Linked DNA regions of Homo sapiens: region 1 is linked to region 2. A link is a loop called in an ENCODE intact Hi-C map of the cell type or tissue named here. Cell type or tissue: pancreas. All regions are shown on one strand. Each heading gives the region's core, and the rest is flanking DNA. Links, peaks and the distances in the headings are about the cores only. Region 1 overlaps CEBPB-AS1 (CEBPB antisense RNA 1). Region 2 overlaps RIPOR3 (RIPOR family member 3).

Region 1 (9,843 bases), core at 5,363-7,862, 400 kb before region 2:
ACAGGCAGGGGAACAGCACAACCAAGGTGTGGAAGCAGGACCGGGCAACATTCTGGACCCAACCAATCATAAGGTCATACGTGTCCATGGCAAACATTTTTTTTTTTTCTTTTTAGAGACAAGGTCTTGCTCCATCACCCAGGCTGGAGTGCAGTGACACAGTCATGGCTCACTGCAGCCTTGACCTCTCGGGCCCAAGAGATCCTCCTGCCTCAATCTCCTGAATGTCTGGGACTGCAGATGCGCACCACCATACCTGGCTAATTTTGGATTTTTTTGTATAGACGGGGGGGTCTCGCTATGTTGACCGGCTTGTCTTGAACTCCTGGCCTCAAGTGATCCTCCTGCTTTGGCCTCTCAAAGTGCTGGGATTATAGGCGTGAGCCACCACGCTAGGCCCCATGGTGAATTGAGTTTTTTTTTTTTTTGAGACAGGGTCTTGTTCTGTTGCCCAGGCTGGAGTGCAGTGGCTCAATCTTGGCTCACTGCAGCCTCTGCTCCCCTTCCTGGGCTCAAGTGATTCTCCTGCCTCAGCCTCCTGAGTAGCTGGGATTACAGGGTCGTGCCACTGCGCCTGGCTAATTTTTGTATTTTTAGTAGAGATAGGGTTTCACCATGTTGGCCAGGCCGGTCTTGAACTCCTGACCTGAAATGATCCACCCGCCTCGGCCTCCCAAAGTGCTGGGATTACAGGCGTGAGCCACCGCGCCTGGCTGGCTTAAGTCTTAAGCAGCAGCTTCCACTTTTGTGTTCTGGGGGAGGCCAGCAGCTGTGTAAGAAGTCTGTGCTGGTTGCAAAAAGTGCAAGGTTTAAAAAAAAAAAAAAAAAAAAAAAAGACTGTGCTGAGGAGACCACATGGAAAGGGCAAGAGAGGCCAGGAGGAGAGGCTACTTGAAGGGACAACTTGCAGCATGTGCAGAGGCCACATGGGGAGAAAGAAACTGCCAGAGGGAGCACTGAGGAATGAACTAAGGCAGCAGACACATGGTCCAGCCAGCCATCCGCCACTCGGGCCAGCCGTGAGGTGCCACACGTGGAGCACAGAAGCCACTGTGGACGCTTGGAGCAGAGATAAGCCGTCCCCTCATGCTCTGTCCTAATTCCTCACCTACAGGATCGTGAGCAAATATACTGGTGGTTATTTTAAGCCCTTAAAAAACAGAATTACTGGCCGGGCGTGGTAGCTCACACCTGTAATCCCAACACTTTGGGCGGCCGAGGTGGGTGGATCACTTGAGGTCAGGAGTTCAAGACTAGCCTGGCCTACATGGCAAAACCCTGTCTCTACTAAAAATACAAAAATTTTTTATTTTGTATTTTTAGGGCGTGGTGGCACACACCTGTAATCCAGCTATTTGGGAGGCTAAGGCATGAGAGCTGCTTGAACCTGGGAAGTGGAATTTGCAGTGAGCTGAGATCTGAGATCATGCCACTGCACTCCAGCCTGGGCAACAAAGTGAGACTCTGTTTTGAAAAAAAAAAAAAAAAAAGGCATTACTATATAATCCAGTAACCCCACCACTGGGTATATATCCCATGGAAATGAATCTAGTGTGTTGAAGAAATATCTGCGCTTGCACATATCCTATGGAAATGAATCTAGTATGTTGAAGAAATATCTGCGCTTGCACGGTTATTGCAGCGTTATTCACTAAGTTTTGAGGTGCAGTGTTACATGGTGGCAGCCAGAACCCCCGGCCCTGGGCTACTACTGTTGCTGGTTTCTTATGACCCTTCCAGCATGAGCCTCTGCATCCTCAAATACATGAAGCTGGGTGCGGTGGCGCACGTCTGCAGTCCCAGCTACTCAGGAGGCTGAGGTGGGAGGATCGCCAGACCCAGGAATTTGTGTGCTATGATCTCCCTGTGAACAGCCACTGCAGTCCAGCCTGGGTGATACAGTGAGACCCTGTTTCTAAACAGATAAACAAACCAAAAAGAATACGTGAGTACATTTCCACTCCTCCCCTCATTTATGTGGGGTTCGCACACCACACATCCGGCCTGCTCTTGGCTTTTATTTTTTTTCCAATTAATGATAGATCTTGGAGATTGTTCTAGATGTGTACTGTTCAATATAGTAGTCGCTAGTCCAGGAGGTGATTTAAATGTATTTTAAAAGATTAAATTTTTATGTATTTTTTAAAAGTAGAGCACTCCTCCTGCCTCAGCCTCCCAAGTAGCTGGGACTACAGGCACACACCACCATGACCGGCTAATTTTTTTTTTTTTTTTTTTAAGATGGAGTCTCACTCTGTTGCCCAGGCTGGAGTGCAGTGGCATGATCTCGGCTCACTGCAACCTCTGCTGCCCGGGTTCAAGTGATTCTCTTGCCTCAGCCTCCTGAGTAGCTGGGATTATAGGCACCTGCCACTGTGCCTGGCTAATTTTTGTGGGTTTTTTTTTTTAGTAGAGATGGGGTTTCACCATCTTGGCCAGGCTGGTCTTGAACTCCTGACCTCATGATCCACCCGCCTTGGCCTCCCAAAGTGCTGGGATTACAGGTGTGAGCCACTGCACCCAGCCTTAATTTAAATTTAAATACAATTCAATAAAATTAAAAATTCAGTTCCTCAAGTACACTAGCCACATTTCAGGAATTCAATAGACACACATGGCTGATAGCTGCCGTATGATACAACCCAGATAGAGAACATGTCCATCATTCTAGAAGGTTCTCTTGGACAGTGCTGGTCTAAGTCCTCTCCCATGGAGCTACCTCATTCTTCTTAGTGTTCTTTGGTAATGACAGCCACTGACGTTACCTCACAAGCTTTTGCTATTGCAAAGCATTTGCTGTTCTCCATTTTTCTTTAAGCAAATGTGAGTGTCTTGGTGGCATAAATGCCTTGCATTTCTGGGTCCAGTGACATTTCCCATTTTGTTTTTTTCCTTTTTTTATATTTTGTTTTATTATTTTTTAAATTATACTTTAAGTTTTAGGGTACATGTGCACAATGTGCAGGTTAGTTACATATGTATACATGTGCCATGTTGGTGTGCTGCACCCAGTAACTCGTCATTTAACATTAGGTATATCTCCAAATGCTATCCCTACCCCCTTCCCCCACCCCACAACAGGCCCCGGTGTGTGATGTTCCCCTTCCTGTGTCCATGTGTTCTCATTGTTCAATTTCCACCTATGAGTGAGAATATGCCGTGTTTGGTTTTTTTTGTCCTTGCGATAGTTTGCTGAGAATGATGGTTTCCAGCTTCATCCATGTCACTACAAAGGACATGAACTCTCATTTTTTATGGCTGCGACATTTCCCATTTTGATGGGCATGGCCAGATTAGAACTGGAGGTTACGCCACTTCGCACAAAGACTGAAGCTGTAAGAGTGCCTGTTTTTCCACACCATCAACACTGCGTGTCATTCACATTTTAAAAACGTTTTAGCTAATGGCAAAGGTTTTCAAGACAAACGTGACTTTACCAGGCCCCTGCCCTGCCTGTTGCCTCTCAAGTCACAATGCCAGTGGACATCTTTCTCTGTCCACAGGTGAAGATCCATCTTTTGTTTGTTTGTTAGAAATGAGAGGCCGGGCGTGGTGGCTCATGCCTGTAATCCCAGCACTTTGGGAGGCCGAGGCGGGTGGATCAGGAGGTCAGGAGATCGAGACCACGGTGAAACTCCGTCTCTACTAAAAATACAAAAAATTAGCTGGGCGCAGTGGCGGGCGCCTGTAGTCCCAGCTACTTGGGAGGCTGAGGCAGAATGGCGTGAACCAGGAAGGCGGAGCTTGCAGTGAGCCGAGATCGCGCCACTGCACTCCAGCCTGGGCGACAGAGCGAGACTCCGTCTCAAAAAAAAAAAAAAAAAAAAAAAAAAAAAGAGATCTTACTGTATTGCCCAGGCTGGTCTTGAACTCCTGGGCTCAAGGGATCCTCCTGCCTCGGCCTCCCAAAGTGCTGGGATTACAGGTGTGAACCACTGCGCCTGGCCCACGTTGGCCTTTTTTTTCAAATTGTAAAATACGCAGAACATAAAACTTACCATATTAACCATTTTAAGTGCACAGTTTGGTGCCATTAAGGACATTCACGCTGTTGGGTAATCGTCACCACCATCCATCTCCAGAACTCTTTCCATCTTCCCAAAGATGGAACTCTATATCCATTAAACAAGAACTTCCTCCTACCTCAGCTCCTGGCAACCACTGTTCTATTTTCTGTCTTTATGAATCTGACTACTCAAGGCACTTCATGTAAGTGGTATCATGCAGTATTTGTCCTTTTGTGACTGGCTTATTTCACTTAGCACAATATCCTTAAGGTTCATCCGTGTTGTAGCCTGTGTCAGAATCTCCTTACTTTTTAAGGCTAAATAACATTCTATTGTACAGACACATCACATTTTGTCCATTCGTCCATCGATGGACACGGGTGGCTTCCACCTCTTTTTTTTTTTTTTTTTTTTTTTTTAAGTCGGCGTCTTGCTCTGTCACCTAGGCTGGAGTGCAGTGGTGCGATCTCAGCTCACTGCAACCTCTACCTCCCAGGTTCAAGCGATTCTCCTGTCTCAGCCTCCCAAGTAGCAGGGATTACAGGCACCCGCCACCACACCCAGCTAATTGCTTCCACCTTTTGGCTATTGTGAAGAAGGCTGCTATGAACGTGAGTGTACAAATATCTCTTCAAGATCTTGCTTTCAATTCGTTTGGATACACACCCAGAAATAAAATTGCTGGGTCATTTGGTAATTCTATTTTTAATTTTTTGAGGAACAGCCATACCATTTCCCACAGTAGCTACACAAGCATTCCAGTTTCTACACATCCTTCCCAACGCAGCAGCCAGCCTAATGGGCGTAAGGTGGTATCTCATTGTGTTTTATTCCTTTTATTTTTAGTTGACACATAATTGTACATGTTCATGGGTTACAAAATGATATTTCAATACATGTATACAACGTGTAATAATCAAATCTGGGTAATTAGGATATCCATTACCTCAAGCGTTTATCATTTCTTTGTGTCGGGAACATTCAAAATCCTCTCTTCTCATTGCGTTTTGTTTGTTTTTTAGATGGAGTCTCACTCAGTTGCCCAGGCTGGGGTGCAGTGGCGTGATCTTGGCTTGCTGCAACCTCCACCTCCCAGGTTCAAGTGATTCTCCTGCCTCAGCCTCCCAAGTAGCTGGGACTATACGCACGTACCATCACGCCCAGCTAATTTTTGTATTTTTAGTAGAGACGGGGTTTCACCGTGTCGGCCAGGCTGGTCTCCAACTCTTGACCTCAGGTGATCCACCAAAGTGTTGCGCCTCATTGCAGTTTTGGTTTGTATTTCCTTAATGGTTAGTGATGTTGAGTATCTTATCATGTGATTATTAGCCATTCACAGTTTTCTCTGGAGAAATGTTTATTCAAGTCCTTTGCCCATTTTTAATTGAGTTGTTTTTATTGCTGTTGAGTTGTAACAGTTCTTTATGTATTCTGGATATGAACCCCTTATCAGATATATGATTTGCAAATATTTTCTCCCATTCCATGTTTCCATGTTCCATTTTTTTTTTTTTGGAGGCAGAGTCTTGCTTTGTCACCCAGGTTGGAGTGCAGAGGCACAATTTCGGCTCACTGCAACCTCCGCCTCCCGGGTTCAAGTGATTCTCATGTCTCAGCCTCCTGAATAGCTGGGATTACAGATGCACGCCACCATGCCTGGCCATTTTTTTTTTTTTAATTTTTAGTAGAGATGGGGTTTCACCATGTTGGCCAGGCTGGTCTCAGACTCCTGACCTCAAGTAATCCACCCACCTCGGCCTCCCAAAGTGCTAGGATTGCAGGCATGAGCCGCTGTGCCTGGCCAGCCCCCACTATTTCTATGACACAAATTCCTGCTACTCTCCGTCATCACCACAACTACGTGCTCCTACCTCAGGGCCTTTGCACTTGCTGTTCCCTTTGTGTGGTCCAAGGTCCCCCAGATACCTGCTTCACCACATTCAGGTTTTTGCTTAAATGTCACCTCAGTGAGGTCTTCCCTGACTACTCTAACATAAAGTTAAAATCAACTCCCCCAGCTTGGGCAATATAATGAGACCTGATCTCTACAAAACATTAAAAAATCAGCTGGGTGTGGTGGCATGCCCCTGTGGTCCCAGCTACTTGGGAGGTTGAGGTGGGAGGATCACCTGAGCCCAAGAAGCAGAGGCTGCAGTGAGCAGAGATCGTGCCACTGCACTCCAGCAGTGAGACCCTGTCTCAAAAAACAAACAAACAAAAAACCCCAGAAAACAAAAAATCAAATCTCCCAGAACTCCTGCTCTGCTCCCCTGCTGTATTTTCCTCCATAGTGCTGACCAGAATCTAATACAATCTATACTTTAATCATTGATCTTGTTTAGTGCTTGTCTTCCCCCAGGAGAATTTCAGCTCCACGAGAACAGGAATTGCTTGTCTTGTCCATGAATGTGTCTTTAGGGCCAGAATTACAGCATGTGCCAAGGAACATTCGATAAATGTGAAGGTTGAGCACTGTTTTCTGTTCGTTGGACACTCTGGTTCCTCTCGGCGGCCTGCTGATGCCCTGTGTGCATCTATCACATCCATGGCACCGGCCTTTCCTGATCCCAGAGCAAGGGCGCCCAGCGGATCTTCACGCATGTGAATGGCTCCTGCAGTCCCAGAACCTGCCACCTGGGGGCAGTATATACTCAGGCAAGTTTCACTACCGGTCCTGAGCACCTCCCGTCTCCAAAATCCTGGATCTCAGAACCTCGGAGCCTGGCAGCCCTTGGGGATCTATCTCTGCCAGCCCCACTTGGCAGATGGGGAAACTGAGGCCTCAGAGAGGAGGCATGATGGGGAAAATCTCAAACATTGGAATCAGGGAATCTGGCTTTTAAGTCTGGCTCTTGTACCCATTCACAAGGGTACAAGGGGGATTTGGAGGGGGAAGTAGGAAGTTCTAATCCTCTTCGGGCCTCAGTTTCCCCATCTGCCTGCTTTGTGGGGTGAAAGGGACATCTGATTAACTCTAATGTGTCGGGGAAGGCCAGCAGTGAGGGGTAACAGCAGGCCCAGAATCCCAGATAGAATATTATCACCTCATTTTATATACCAGGGACTGAGGCCCAGAGGGGACACCAGACACGGCCGGAGAGCCACAGCATGGAAGGCACAGGGCAGCATGAAAGGCCATCCCCCTGCCATCCCCCTGCCCCACGCCCACTAGAGACACCCCCCCATTCATGTTCTGATGGTTCACCTCTCCGCCATATTTTCCCACCTGCTGGCTGATTTCTAAGCCCTTTTGCAGAACACTCTCTGTCAAAGCAGCCACGTGGATCTCCCCTTGGCAAATCGCCTCAGTTTTCTCCTCTTGAAAATGGGATAGGGAAAAGCTGCAGAGATGGGGAGGAGGAATTGTGAAAAGCAGTTTGGGGGCAGAGGAGGACGTGTGTCCCAGGTAGGAAAGTGCCTGTTCCCTCCCCGCCCCCGCCTGGCTCCTGCCCACCACCATGTGGCCACGTGGGCCCAGCCCACAGCTTCAGGTTTTAAAAGAGGAGCTGGAAATTTGAATTTTGATGTGAAATCTCCTGATTTTTAAATGTTGGCAATAAATTCACTTAAACACACACACATCAAGCAAAACGCTATGGGGTCAAATTGAACACATCTGTGGTCTCGATTTGGCCACTGGCTGCCAGTTTGAGATCCTTTCCGGCTCTAGGTTCTGAGGGCAGGTGACTGGGAGAGGTGGCGCCAGGGGGATCCTGGTTTCCTGTGCCCACACAGCCACTCACGTACTCTGGGCCTCTGGGCCGTGGTGGTTCAAGCTCCCACCATCCCCACTTCTTGGGGAAAGGCTGAACAGTACTGGGGTGGGGGTGGGGGAGCAGCAGGCGGGGCCTGTTGAGCAAGAGCCTTGTAAAAACAAGGGCTTACGTCATCCTAGCTTGCAGCTTCCCTGCAGGACACCTGGGTCGGCACCGGGGTGGGACCTGCGCTGAGAAGGGATGGGTCATCCCCAGCAGGGGGTGGAGGGTGGGGAAGGGTGGCAAGCATGTTCCACCCCAGAGGCCAGAGGGCCTAGACCCCTGCTGGGGCTGAGTCTGGTCTTTGGGGGCTGGCCTGCAAGGTCCGAGTAACACCTTAACGCACTGTGTGACCCCAGGTCTACCCTTCTCTGTGCCTCAGTTCTTCTATCCAGAAGATGGGACTCACATTGCCAGGCCTGTTATGACAAACCCAAGAGGGAAAGTCAGACTGGAAAGATTTTATTCCTTCTCATCCTTTCATGTGACCTGGAGCAGACACACTTAGCTCTTCTGGGCCTCAGTTTCCTCATCTATAAAGTGGAGATAATGATAAGACTGTGGCCTGGCGCAGCGGCTCACACCTGTAATCTCAGCACTTTGGGAGGCTGAGGCAAGAGGGCCACTTGAGGCCAGGCGTTCGAGAAAAGCCTGAGCAACAGAGTGAGACATATCCATCTCTACAAAACATTGAAAAATATGAAAAAAGAAGAAGAAAAAAGACCTGCCTCCTACAAATTATCAGTAGGATTAAATGAGTTAATACATGCAAAGAGCTTGGAATGTGGTTCAGAGAAGGTGGAAGTTTGGCCTAAGAACACACAGCAAATCCTCCAATTAGCTTCAGTTCCCCCATATCTCCCTGCATCTCTTCAGAATCCAGAAAGGGAACGTGGGCGAGTGCTTTGGTTCAGAGAGGGGAGCCATTTTGCCTAAGGTCACACAGCCCAGCTAACGAGGAACCTCTCCTTCTTCTCAGCCTCCTCCATTTATTCACTCACCATTCATCGAGCACCTTCTATGTACCAGGCTCTGTTCTAGGCACCAGGGACACAGTAGTGAAGGCCGTGGGGACAGACAGCAAGACTGGCAGGCAAGATAATTCTGATTATAATGAGAATGGTGACGGAAATGAAGCAGGGGTGTGAGAGGAGTGACTGAGGGCCTAGACTTCCCATGGGAAGGTCAGGGAGGGTTTCCCGGAGGAGGCAGCTTTTGGGCTGAGACCTGAGGAGCTGCCTTGGGCAGAGGTGGGGTGACAGTGTTCTTGGTGCACAGGGAACAGCAAATGCATTCCTTCACTGGTAAATGTTGAGCGTGCTGTGCTCAGGAGTCCCTCGTGGGCCAGCCCTCCCCAAGTGGCAGCCTGCAGGGAGACTGAGGTAGACAGCTAGGATAATGGTGGCTGGCGATAGGGAAGGAAATTCACTAGCAGGTGGGACAGGGAGGGCCTCTCAGAAGCCGTGGCCTCTAGCTCAGCCCTGAGTGTCCCATTTTGCAGTGAGGAAGGGCTGGCCGGGTGGCCCTAGGGAAGCTGCCGCACCCCTCTGGGCCTTGATCCCTCCCCAACCCAGAGGCTGCTGGGAAGACCCAGAAAGCCAGCAGGCTGGGCCAGTGTTTTATCCCCTCCCTCCCTGCCTCCTACCCACCAAGGGTGCCCAGAGATGTCATTTCTCCAGCTCTTGGGGGCGGAGGTCACCCCAGCTCAGCAGATAACACCAAAGGTTGAGCAATGCCCGCCTGCCCGCTGGGGCCAGGGCTGGGGTCAGTGGGCTGGGGATCAGCCCCGGGCAGGCTGGGAGCTCCTGCCTAGGTGGCCTGGGCTAGGAGTGGCAGAGAGGTGGGCCCAGGGAGCTGCCCCAATGGCCTAGGAATGGGTCCGGGAGGGCAAAGGGCCCTCTAACCTGAGCCTACCCAGCAGAGGCGGGCAAGTGGTCAGAAGGCCTTGGGCCTGTGTTCAAGTCCAGGCGGGCCGTTGTCGCTTTCCCGTCTGTGAAATGGCAGCAGCAAAAGCATCTTCCTGGTGGGGTGAAAAAAGTTGAACCTCGGGGTGCAGGCCCACCGTAAGCACAGGGCAGGGA
Region 2 (9,843 bases), core at 2,957-5,456:
CCCCACCCTCAAACCCTGTGGGGCCTGATGGTGCTCACGACTCTTCCTGCAAAGGGAACTGAAGACCTCCACATTAAGTGGCTTTTTAACATGAAAAACACGGCAGCTGTAGCTCCCGAGCTACTCTCTTGCCAGCATTTTCACATTTTGCCTTTCTCGTGGTAGAAGCCAGTACAGAGAAATTCTGTGGTGGGAACATTCGAGGTGTCACCCTGCAGAGCTATGGTGAGGTGTGGATAAGGCTTAGGTGCCAGGCTGTAAGCATTCTGAGCTGGGCTTGTTGTTTTTAAGTCCTGTATATGTATGTAGTAGTTTGGGTGTGTATATATAGTAGCATTTCAAAATGGACGTACTGGTTTAACCTCCTATCCTTGGAGAGCAGCTGGCTCTCCACCTTGTTACACATTATGTTAGAGAGGTAGCGAGCTGCTCTGCTATATGCCTTAAGCCAATATTTACTCATCAGGTCATTATTTTTTACAATGGCCATGGAATAAACCATTTTTACAAAAATAAAAACAAAAAAAGCAAGGTGTTTTGGTATAATACCTTTTCAGGTGTGTGTGGATACGTGGCTGCATGACCGGGTGGGTGGGGGGGAGTGTCTCAGGGTCTTCTGTGACCTCACAGAACTGTCAGACTGTACAGTTTTCCAACTTGCCATATTCATGATGGGTTTGCATTTTAGCTGCAACAATAAAATTTTTTTCTAAAGAACATGAATTTGGGGTGCTTCCCATTTTTTTCTTTGCTTAATAGAGCTAAACCAGGATGAGTAACTCCTGTTTCTTTCTATCCCTGCTGATGTGAAACAGATGTTGTCAATCAGCTGGGGTTAGAGTTTTCCACTTCTAAGAATTAACCTCAGCATCCCTGCATTGCCAGCACCCTCAGGCTGGAGCGCTTTCCTTGACTGTGAGCTTGTTGAACACCTTAGGCCTCAGCCCATTTCCTTCCCAAATTGACGCTTTGCCTGTGTAGGGCCCTCAGATAACTTAACAAACTTACCAGTGTTGTTTGAAGAACAGTGTTTTGAGTTGTAATCTCAAAACCATATCCCTTACCCAATTACCTGTAAGACACAATGGTTACCACATCTCAGTACGTAAAGTCCACTTGATATAGAATTGACTTAGAAATAAGACAGATTAGTATAGTTTTTCATTTGTGTACAAAATTAAACAATGTAAATTCCCCCCAAAGTGATTTTTTTGACTTTTTGAAGTAATTTTGGACTTGCAAAATGTTGCCAAAATAGTACGAAGAGTTCCCCAGTACCCTCGAAGTTTCCTCGACTGTTTCAAAGCTGGCTGCAGGCCCAGGCTCATGAGACTGGGAAGAGGACAGGCTGTGGTCATGTGGACCCACAGGGGCCTGGGGCTGCAGAAGTCAGTGTGGCTTCCACCATTTCAGGTATAAAAAAGGGCATCTAAGCTTTCAAGAAGAGGGAGGATGCTCTAGGGCAGCGGTCCCCAACCTTTTCTGGCACCAGGAACCGGTTCCATGGAAGACAATTTTTTCACAGGCCTGGGGGTGGTGAGGGATGGTTTTGGGATAGAAACTTCCACCTCAGATCATCAGGCATCAGATTCTCATAAGGAGCTTGCAACCTGATCTCTTGCACACATTCAGTTCACAATAGGGTTCACGCTCCTAAGAGAACCTGATGCTGCAGCTGATCTAACAGGAGATGGAGCTCAGGTGGTCATGCTCAGTCGCTCGCCACTCACCTCCTGCCATGCAGTCCAGTTCCTAACAGGCCTCAGACCAGTACCGGTCTGTGGCCTGGGGGTTGAGGACCCCTGCTCTAGGCTGGTACTGCTGATGCTTAAAAAGAGAGGGTTTGCCAGAAATCAGATGGGACAAAAGGGCAAAGGCCGTGCCACAGAGTGCCCATATAGGGGAGAGCACGCCTGGAGCCTTCGAGAGCATGCAGAGAAGCCTGGAGACTGCATTTACCGGAGCTGCTGCCTGAGGCCACCCTCCAAGTGTCCCCACAGCGCACCACAAGACCACAGGAGTGACCTCCTCACTGGCAGGTATTTGGGGAAACAACTGCTGTCTACTCTTTTGGGTAAAAAGTGAAACACCAATAGTTTAATTGAAATTTCAGAAAATTGAACATATGAACAAGGCAAATAAATACTAAGTAAGTTAAAAACACAAAATATGTCCAGGAAGTATCGATGAGAATGTTCAAGTTAAAGTTCTCCAATGCCATTGCTACAGCAACCTCAAACCCTAGGTTCTCTCTGCACTATTAACACAGACATCTCAGGACATGGTTTGCTTTTTTTTAAGACTTAAATAGGAAACTAATTTTTCTTTCTTTAAAGCAATTGCGTTCTTCAGTGAACTCTTTCTTTAGGCCAGTTGATGGCTTCTTAGCAGTTTATTGACGAGATCCTAGGGTAGCTTCCGAAGCTGGGTTGATTGATTGCATTTGGGTGCGGATGGCCAAAGTGAGTGGCCCTACTGCCTGTGCTGCTCAGGGCTCCTGGGCTGATGTGGTGGCTTCTTCCCTTTGTGCTGCTGAACATAGGGAAAGTGAGGTTCACAGTCCACCATCCACCAGCCGCCGTCTGTGAGCTCCACCAGCACTCGCAGCAAGTCAGTCGGGCTGAGAGTGTGGTTGTAGAAACCCTGGCTTTGTGCCTTCCCACCTTCCCCAGCTCACCAAGGTGACACCTGGCTGCTGCTGAAATGGCCTGAGCAGTCTTGCATTAGCAGGGCCAGCCACCTGCCAGCCTGCTGCATCCCCAGTGCCTCTTGACGCAGAAGTGCCGAGCAGCTGACCGGCAGCGAGGCCTGGAGTTCTACACACTTGCCTTGGAGCCTTTTATTTAGGGCCTCAACTTGCCTGGCCTTGGCCCTTTTGTAGGTGGCCACCTAGTTTGGCTCAGCTCTGCATCTCGGGGAAGGTCACACAGACCCTCAGCCAGAAGTTGAGCGCTCTGTTGAGGCCGTGCAGCCCCTGGAATGCTGTACCTTTGCCTTGCTTTTTTCTGCCTCTGTACAAAAGACCAGCCCATGCCCTGGGGCTGGGTCAATGGCCGGAGTCTCAGGTAGAGCTCTGGGCAGCTCACACTCCTGGAGGAGTGCACAGCACCATTACCCAGAGTGCAGGCTATGTCCAGGCTGGGCAGCAGCAAAAAAAACGATGTGAGATTTGTGCTCATCAGCCAGGATTTTTTAAAATATTGTGATTTCAACATCTGCCTCCTGGCAAAAGACTTCTCTTTGTTCTGAGCAGAGCTTGTCCATCTTCTCAAAAGCTAACCGTCCTTTTTCACCTGAAATAGCAAAGGGACCTGTCAGCGGGTTGGATCCTGCCTTGGCACTTCCAACTCTCCTGGGCCAGGGTGGCCCTAGTGCTTAGTGACTGTGGGTCTCAGTGGTCTCTGCAAAGCGGCAGGGGAGGGAGTATGTGCGGGAGCCCCCACCTGGTGACTCACATGGCCTGGGGGCCTTGTCTTTACCTCTAGGATGTTCCGCTGAATGGGAACCCTGCCTTGCCTCTGGCTTCTATCCCAAAGGTCTAAGAAGACAGCGAACACTCCCTGCCACCCCAGCCATGGAGGAGGCCTGCCTTGGCAGGATGCTACAAAGGGTGGAGGTCGGCTCTGTGCCAGGGCTGCTAACGGTGCCCATCCCAGGTGCCCCAGAGTTGTTCTGCCTGCTGGGAGAGCTGGGTGTGGCCTCTCGCAGATTCTAAGGGCCCCAGGCACCCCGCTGCGCTGCACAGTTTGTGCCACTTTTTACCGAACGACAGTGTGGTTTCCCGGGCTGCCGCCCGCACGGCCTCCAGGTCAGACTGGCACAGGCTGGCAGTCTGGTCGATGCTTTCAATGCCCTGTTCGAGATTAGGAGAAAAAGAACCCTTTAGGGGGCCTTCTCAACAGCAGGTAGAGTCCACTTAGTGGCCCTGCAGGGCCAGTCCTAGCATGGTCTCTGGGGCCTCAGCCCCTTCCTTTTCTCCAGGCTTCCAGGTTTTTTAGGTGGCCTCAGGTTCATGAGAGGCACCTCTGGACTCTGGAAGCGTCTCGCCTCTTCAGCCCTTACACCCGCTAGGGAGCCAGGCTGTTAGCAGAACTCGTCATCCTGGATGCCTGCTGAAAGGCTAGAATTGAAAAGGAGACCTGCTGCTTTCTGGACCTTCCTGCCTCCCTCACGCTCTCCTTGCCCTACTCTCCAGGACAGCCTGTGCCAGTACTTCGCCCAACTCAGGCACATGCCCCCTGGCTGCTCCTGCAGGCCAAGGACCGGCATGCGCTGCAGCGCCCTCTACTGGGCACCTGGCCCTCGCTGGTTTTCTGATCCTAACCAGCTTCTCCTCTTAGAATTTCCTGCTGATCCATCCCAGAATGAATGGGAGTTCAATCTGTACTGAATTATCTTTCATCTAGCAATTGTGCAATTCCAAATGCAGGTGAGGTTGAGGGAAAGCGGGCATCCCCTCACATCCATGGGATCTATGTGTGGGTTGTATCAAGAGTCTCAAAAATGCTCATATTCTCCGGTCCTAGAATTGGGTCTAGCCTAAGGAAATAATTCAGAACTCCATGTTTTTTTAAAGCTTTATGCACAAACATGATCATAAGACATGATTTATGATAAAAATTGGATGAAGTAAACTTTCCTATGAAAGCAGCTGAGTAGGTTAAATTAAGGTATACACTTGATAGCCCCTTCATAAAGAATTCTCAAGTGAAAAAAAAAAAAAAAAAAAGAAAAAAAACACCACAAATAAAGAATTCTAGGCCGGGCGCGGTGGCTCATGCCTGTAATCCCAGCACTTTGGGAGGCCGAGGCGGGCAGATCACGAGGTCAGGAGATCGAGACCATCCTGGCTAACACAGGTAAAACCCCATCTCTACTAAAAATACAAAAAAATTAGCCGGGCGTGGTGGTGGGCGCCTGTAGTCCCAGTTGCTGGGGAGGCTGAGGCAGGAGAATGGTGTGAACCCAGAAGGCAGAGCTTGCAGTGAGCCGAGATCGCGCCACTGCACTCCAGCCTGGGTGACAGAACAAGACTCCATCTCAAGAAAAAAAAAAAAAAAAAAAAAAAAAAAAAGCTAAAGTGCTGCCAGTCTAACACAAAATGTTCTTATTTTGTTGACTGTTTTTAAACTATGTTTGGATCAACAATTTTAAATGCTCACACACACCCACAAACTTTTAAAAGAAGCATACCAGAATGTCAACCATTGTTTCTGCTACATTCTAGGATGATGGATAACTTTCTTTTCTATCTCTGTATTTTGTAACTTTTTTTTTTTTTTTTTTAAGATGGAGTCTTGCTCTGTCACCCAGGCTGCAGTGCAGTGGCACGATCTCGGCTCACTGCAACCTCCACCTCCCGGGTTCAAGTCCCGAGTAGCTGGGACTACAGGCATGTGCCACCACGCCTAGCTAATTTTGTGTGTGTGTATTATTAGTAGAGATGGAGTTTCGCCATGTTGGCCAGGCTGGTTTCAAACTCCTGACCTCAGGTGATCTGCCTGCCTTGGCCTCCCAAAGTGCTGAGATTACAGGCGTGAGCCATCACGCCCAGCCCCAGTGGAATCATTTTGAAGTTAACTAACCTTAACCCTAACCACAAGCAGGCTTTTCTATCAGCCACTAATGGGGAAACGTCAGGCTCACCTTGAGGTGTTTGAGCGCTAGGCATGCGGCCTGCTGGAGCCTTGCGTCGTTCTCTGCCAGGGCGTTGGTGTAGAACAGCAAAGCCTGGGGAGAGTAAGGAGGCTGTGAATGGAGGGGTAAGCAGAAGTGGAGTCCATGGTTCCGGGTCCATCAGCCACCAGGTGCCGACAGTAAGGCACGCTGTGCCCATCTTTCTCTAAACAACGTTCAGGACACGATCGGTCCATCTTTGGGCCCTGTGTACACAGTCACAAGATCTATACTGTGGTGTTTAATTTATCCCTAAAAACAGATGCCAGGGCTAATACAATGAAGAAAGCTATTTTTGTCTAATAATATTCCGGAAGTGCATTCTGAAACTGCTGTCTATAAAATGCTGAATCAGAGAAATCAGATGCCCAGCTCAGAACAACAGAAGAACTGATCATCCCATGTGCGTTGCCCTCTTCAGCTGAAAACGGGCAAGGCTGCTGCCTTGGGCCAGAGGGAAACCTGCCTATTCCCCTCAGCCCTCCTGTCCAATCCCAGCGGTGACCCTGCCCTCTTCGGTCTCACGACCATGGCCACATCAGTTCATGTCTTTGGGCCTAACTTGACTCAGCTGAAAACAAAGCTGGCACTTGCTTCATGTGTTATTGTAGGGTTTGTCAGAAAGCACACAGGGTTATGCCCGGCCCGCAGTGGAGTCCAGCGTCTGCGGCTGCAAAGGGAAACCCAGGAGTGGGTTTGCCCTCACTCAGTCGAGTGGCTGCACCTTCAACTGCACGGGTGGGGCGATGGAGGGGCCCAGGTGTAGAGTTGGCTCCAGGGACCTGGGCCCAGAGCCAAAAGAGAATGGCCGCCTTTCCATCTGCAGGTGGCTCTCCAAAGTGTCTGCTGCTTTGGGAAGACAGACTGGGAGTAGGATCGGGTCCTCCCGCTCCTCCTACACAGGGCTCTGGTGAAGGCTGTGAGGCCACATCGGTGTGGAAATGTCACACTGCCCACTGCCTCTAACCCCAGGGTCCCAGGTCATGGCAGCCTACTCCTTCCTCAGCACCCTCATCTGAGGCCAAGCAATCTGTCACTGGGTTGGCCCCCACCTCAGTGTTTCCTACTCTCTAAAGTCTGTCACATGAAGATGAAGGCCCTTTTTTTTTTTTTTTTTGAGACAGAGTCTCACTTCGTTGCCCAGCCTGGGGTGCAGTAGCACAATCTCGGCTCCCTGCAGCCTCTGCTTCCCATGGAGGCCTTGTTTATATACCCCCATACCCAAAAAACAAAATACACCTGACTTCAGTGGATCCTTGAAGCCAACTACTAGTTTTCAGGAACTACAGAAGACAGAGAAATACATTAAACTACCGTTAAACTTCCTGCAAGCAGCAAAGTCTAGATAGTCTAGGTCAACCTGGGATCGATCAAATTAATTGCAAGCAGAGAAAGAAACGGGGAAAAAAACCTTTAGATTGATTGGAAGCCATCAGCCAATCACAATGTGTGTCCTTATGTAGATACTATTTTAACAAAAAATAAAACAGGATGCTTGAGGCTTGGAAATTTGAACATAAGATATATGATATAAAGGAATTGATAGTTAATTTTTTAGATAAGATAATGGTGTTAGAGTTGTGATTTTTGAAAGAATTCTTAACCTTTTGACACATATAGTTAACTATTTAAGGTCAAATAGGATGCCTCAGGTTGCTTCAAAGTGATACAGGGGAGTGGAGGGGAAAGGGGCAGGATTGGCCATGGGTTGATGGTGGTTGGGCTTGGGTTATGGGTGCAGGTGGATTCATTATATTGCTCTGTCTACTTTTGCAAGTTCAAAAGTCTCCAAATAAAGAGTTAAAAACAACCACAAAGTAGGCGGATGGGCTCCAAGAAGGGCTATTGGCAATGGAACTGGAGATTTCCTCTCTAGTCTGGAGCTGAGACCATCAGTGTAGACTATGCCCTTGATGTCACCCTTCCTGAACCCCTCAGGGTGTGGCGCCTTAAACGTACAGTAGTTACAGGCAAAGAGTGAAAAAGCAGAGAGGTCCACTCTCTTGGTTTTCAAATGGACTGAACACAGTGACCCATTACCAGGTAGCCATGAATATTAATTGAAAGTAAATAAGGATGACTATCAAAACACTAAGAAAGGCTGGGCGCAGTGGCTCACGCCTGTAATCCCAGCACTTTGGGAAGCCAAGGCAGGCGGATCGCAGGGTCAGGAGTTTGAGACCAGCCTGGCCAACATGGTGAAACCCTGTATCTACTAAAATTACAAAAATTAGCTGGGTATGGTGGTGGGCGCCTGTAATCCCAGCTACTCAGGAGGCTGAGGCAGGAGAATTGCTTGAACCCAGGAGGTGGAGGTTGCAAGATCGTGGCACTGGACTCCAGCCTGGGCAACAGAGCAGAACTCTGTCTAAACAGACAGACAAAAAACGCACTAAGAAAAACATTCAGCGTGCAAGTGACATCTCAGAGGCCTAACAGATGTGTTGCTTTGGAAGCAGCAAGGTGCATTCATGTGTGTTAGATCGTAGCCCAGGTCCCTCCATCAAAATAGCTCACAGCTACTGCAGCCCCTGGCACTCACTTCTTTGTACTTTTCCATGAGAACACCAGCTTACCTATGCCCACACATCTGTGGCCAGGGTCTGCCACCTGCCCTGGACAACGTACCTTTTCCCGGAAGCTTCTGTTCCTGACTGCACCAGCCAGGCGAGCGCTGGCCGCCCTGCACACCCTCGGAGTGCCGTCCAGCTGGAGCAGCGCCCAGGCTCTTAAGGTCTGGGGCAGAGGCTGGAGCTGGCCCAGCCGCTTCCCCTGCAGCTTCCGGACCACCTTGGCCTGTCCCGCACAGTGAAGCTCCTCGATGAGTGTCACTAGAAGACAGGAAAGAGGTGGGCCCAGGTCCCCTGAATGGGAGTTTGGCAGGACAGCTGCAAGTTTGCTTGGCTGCTGCCAGTAGCCACAGAGGAACAAATCCCAGACCCACCGGGATGATCACCAAGGCCCAGCCTGGACTAATTTCACAGGGAGCTCCTGGAATCTCCAGGAAGGCCTTTTAACAAGGGGTCAAATATGCTCCATAAATTAATAAAACCACAGCCCACACTTCCAGGGACTCTGGCCAGCCAAGATCACCCTCCTACCCAGCTCTGACCTCTGTTCCGTGCTTTTTAAAGCTGACTTCCCTTGGAGCTAATATCAGCCCCCATCGGCTGAACGCAGAATCTCATTAAATCGGGGTTCCCAAAAGAACAGTTGGCGGGGATGGATGTAGTGGTTCTGAATTATAACCTGAGAAACTGCATGTGACAGGGCTCCGTGGATATTCCTCTGCTATGACAGCCACCCACCCCAGTCTTACCTTCCTTGGTGAGCTGGGTGAAGTGCTTCTCCAGGTCAGAGACGCTCTGCCTCTGCAGGTAGCTGTGAAACTGGAACCAGGTAATGATCTGTTCTTCTGGGAGCCCAGCTCCGGGGAGCAGCCCACCACAGCTGACCACCTGCTCCAGGAGCCTGCGGCACGCTGGCCAAAGGGGAGAGTACATCAGGAGAAACTGAGACCTCGACCCTCCACGCTTCTCAGCTGGGAGTAGCCTGGTCAGCTAAAAGGCTTTCTGGGCCGGGCGCAGTGGCTCGCACCTGTAACCCCAGCACTTTGGGAGGCCAAGGTGGGCAGATCACCTGAGGTCAGGAGTTCGAGACCAGCCTGACCAACATGGTGAAACCCCATCTCTACTAAAAATACAAAATTAGCTGGGTGTGGTGGTGCCTGCCTGTTTCCCAGCAACTCTGGAGGCTGAGGCAGGAGAATCGCTTGAACCCGGGAGGTGGAGGTTGTAGTGAGCCAAGATTGCGCCACTGCATTCCAGTCTGGGCAACCATGAGTGAAACCCCATCTCAAAAAAAAAAAGGGTTTCTGATGGCACGAGGGCAGGTGTCCCTCACTGCATTCCCTGTGCTGTAGGGGAGGAGTGTGCCCAGCTAGAGTCAGGACTGTGACTCCAACTCACCCTGAGTCAGACCGTGTTGGGTTCATCCCCATGCCCTGGGCCCCACACCACACCTGGATCAAAATCCCGGAGGCAGGGCCTGGGAATATGCATGTCAACAAGCAGTCCAGGTGGTGCTTGGAACATGACTGTCACCTTTCACTTGCTCCACAGAGAAAGGCAAATTCTGGGGAAGAACGCAGTCCAGCCAGCATTTCTA

The links. Peaks named below come from ENCODE experiments on the same cell type or tissue, not always from the same donor. Only the 100,000 strongest peaks of a DNase experiment are listed, where the experiment ranks them.
Region 1: it touches region 2 in a loop (5-fold over the local background); 106 of 110 quality-filtered maps call a loop at or near these places.

Annotation. Positions count from the first base shown.
Region 1 is chr20:50,179,780-50,189,622 of GRCh38, forward strand. CEBPB-AS1 (CEBPB antisense RNA 1) reads right to left here. Exons shown (of 7, transcript NR_125739.1): 4 at 9,677-9,782; 5 at 8,764-8,848; 6 at 7,234-7,348; 7 at 4,824-6,641. Among named protein-coding and RNA genes, the nearest start is that of CEBPB, 6.1 kb to the right of the region's middle. RefSeq lists an enhancer at 6,816-6,905. In pancreas, for the core only: a CTCF peak has its summit at 6,639 (motif pointing right); a DNase peak (open chromatin) is centred at 6,642.
Region 2 is chr20:50,584,040-50,593,882 of GRCh38, forward strand. RIPOR3 (RIPOR family member 3) reads right to left here. Exons shown (of 22, transcript NM_001290268.2): 18 at 8,996-9,157; 19 at 8,305-8,507; 20 at 5,647-5,730; 21 at 3,763-3,853; 22 at 2,069-3,293. The coding sequence ends at 3,193. It overlaps PTPN1 (protein tyrosine phosphatase non-receptor type 1), which reads left to right. Exons shown (of 10, transcript NM_002827.4): 10 at 1-1,202. MIR645 (microRNA 645) reads left to right here and starts at 1,747; the gene lies at 1,747-1,840. RefSeq lists enhancers at 2,282-2,795, 2,796-3,308, 4,125-4,184 and a silencer at 4,093-4,387. In pancreas, for the core only: a CTCF peak has its summit at 4,293 (motif pointing left); a DNase peak (open chromatin) is centred at 4,264.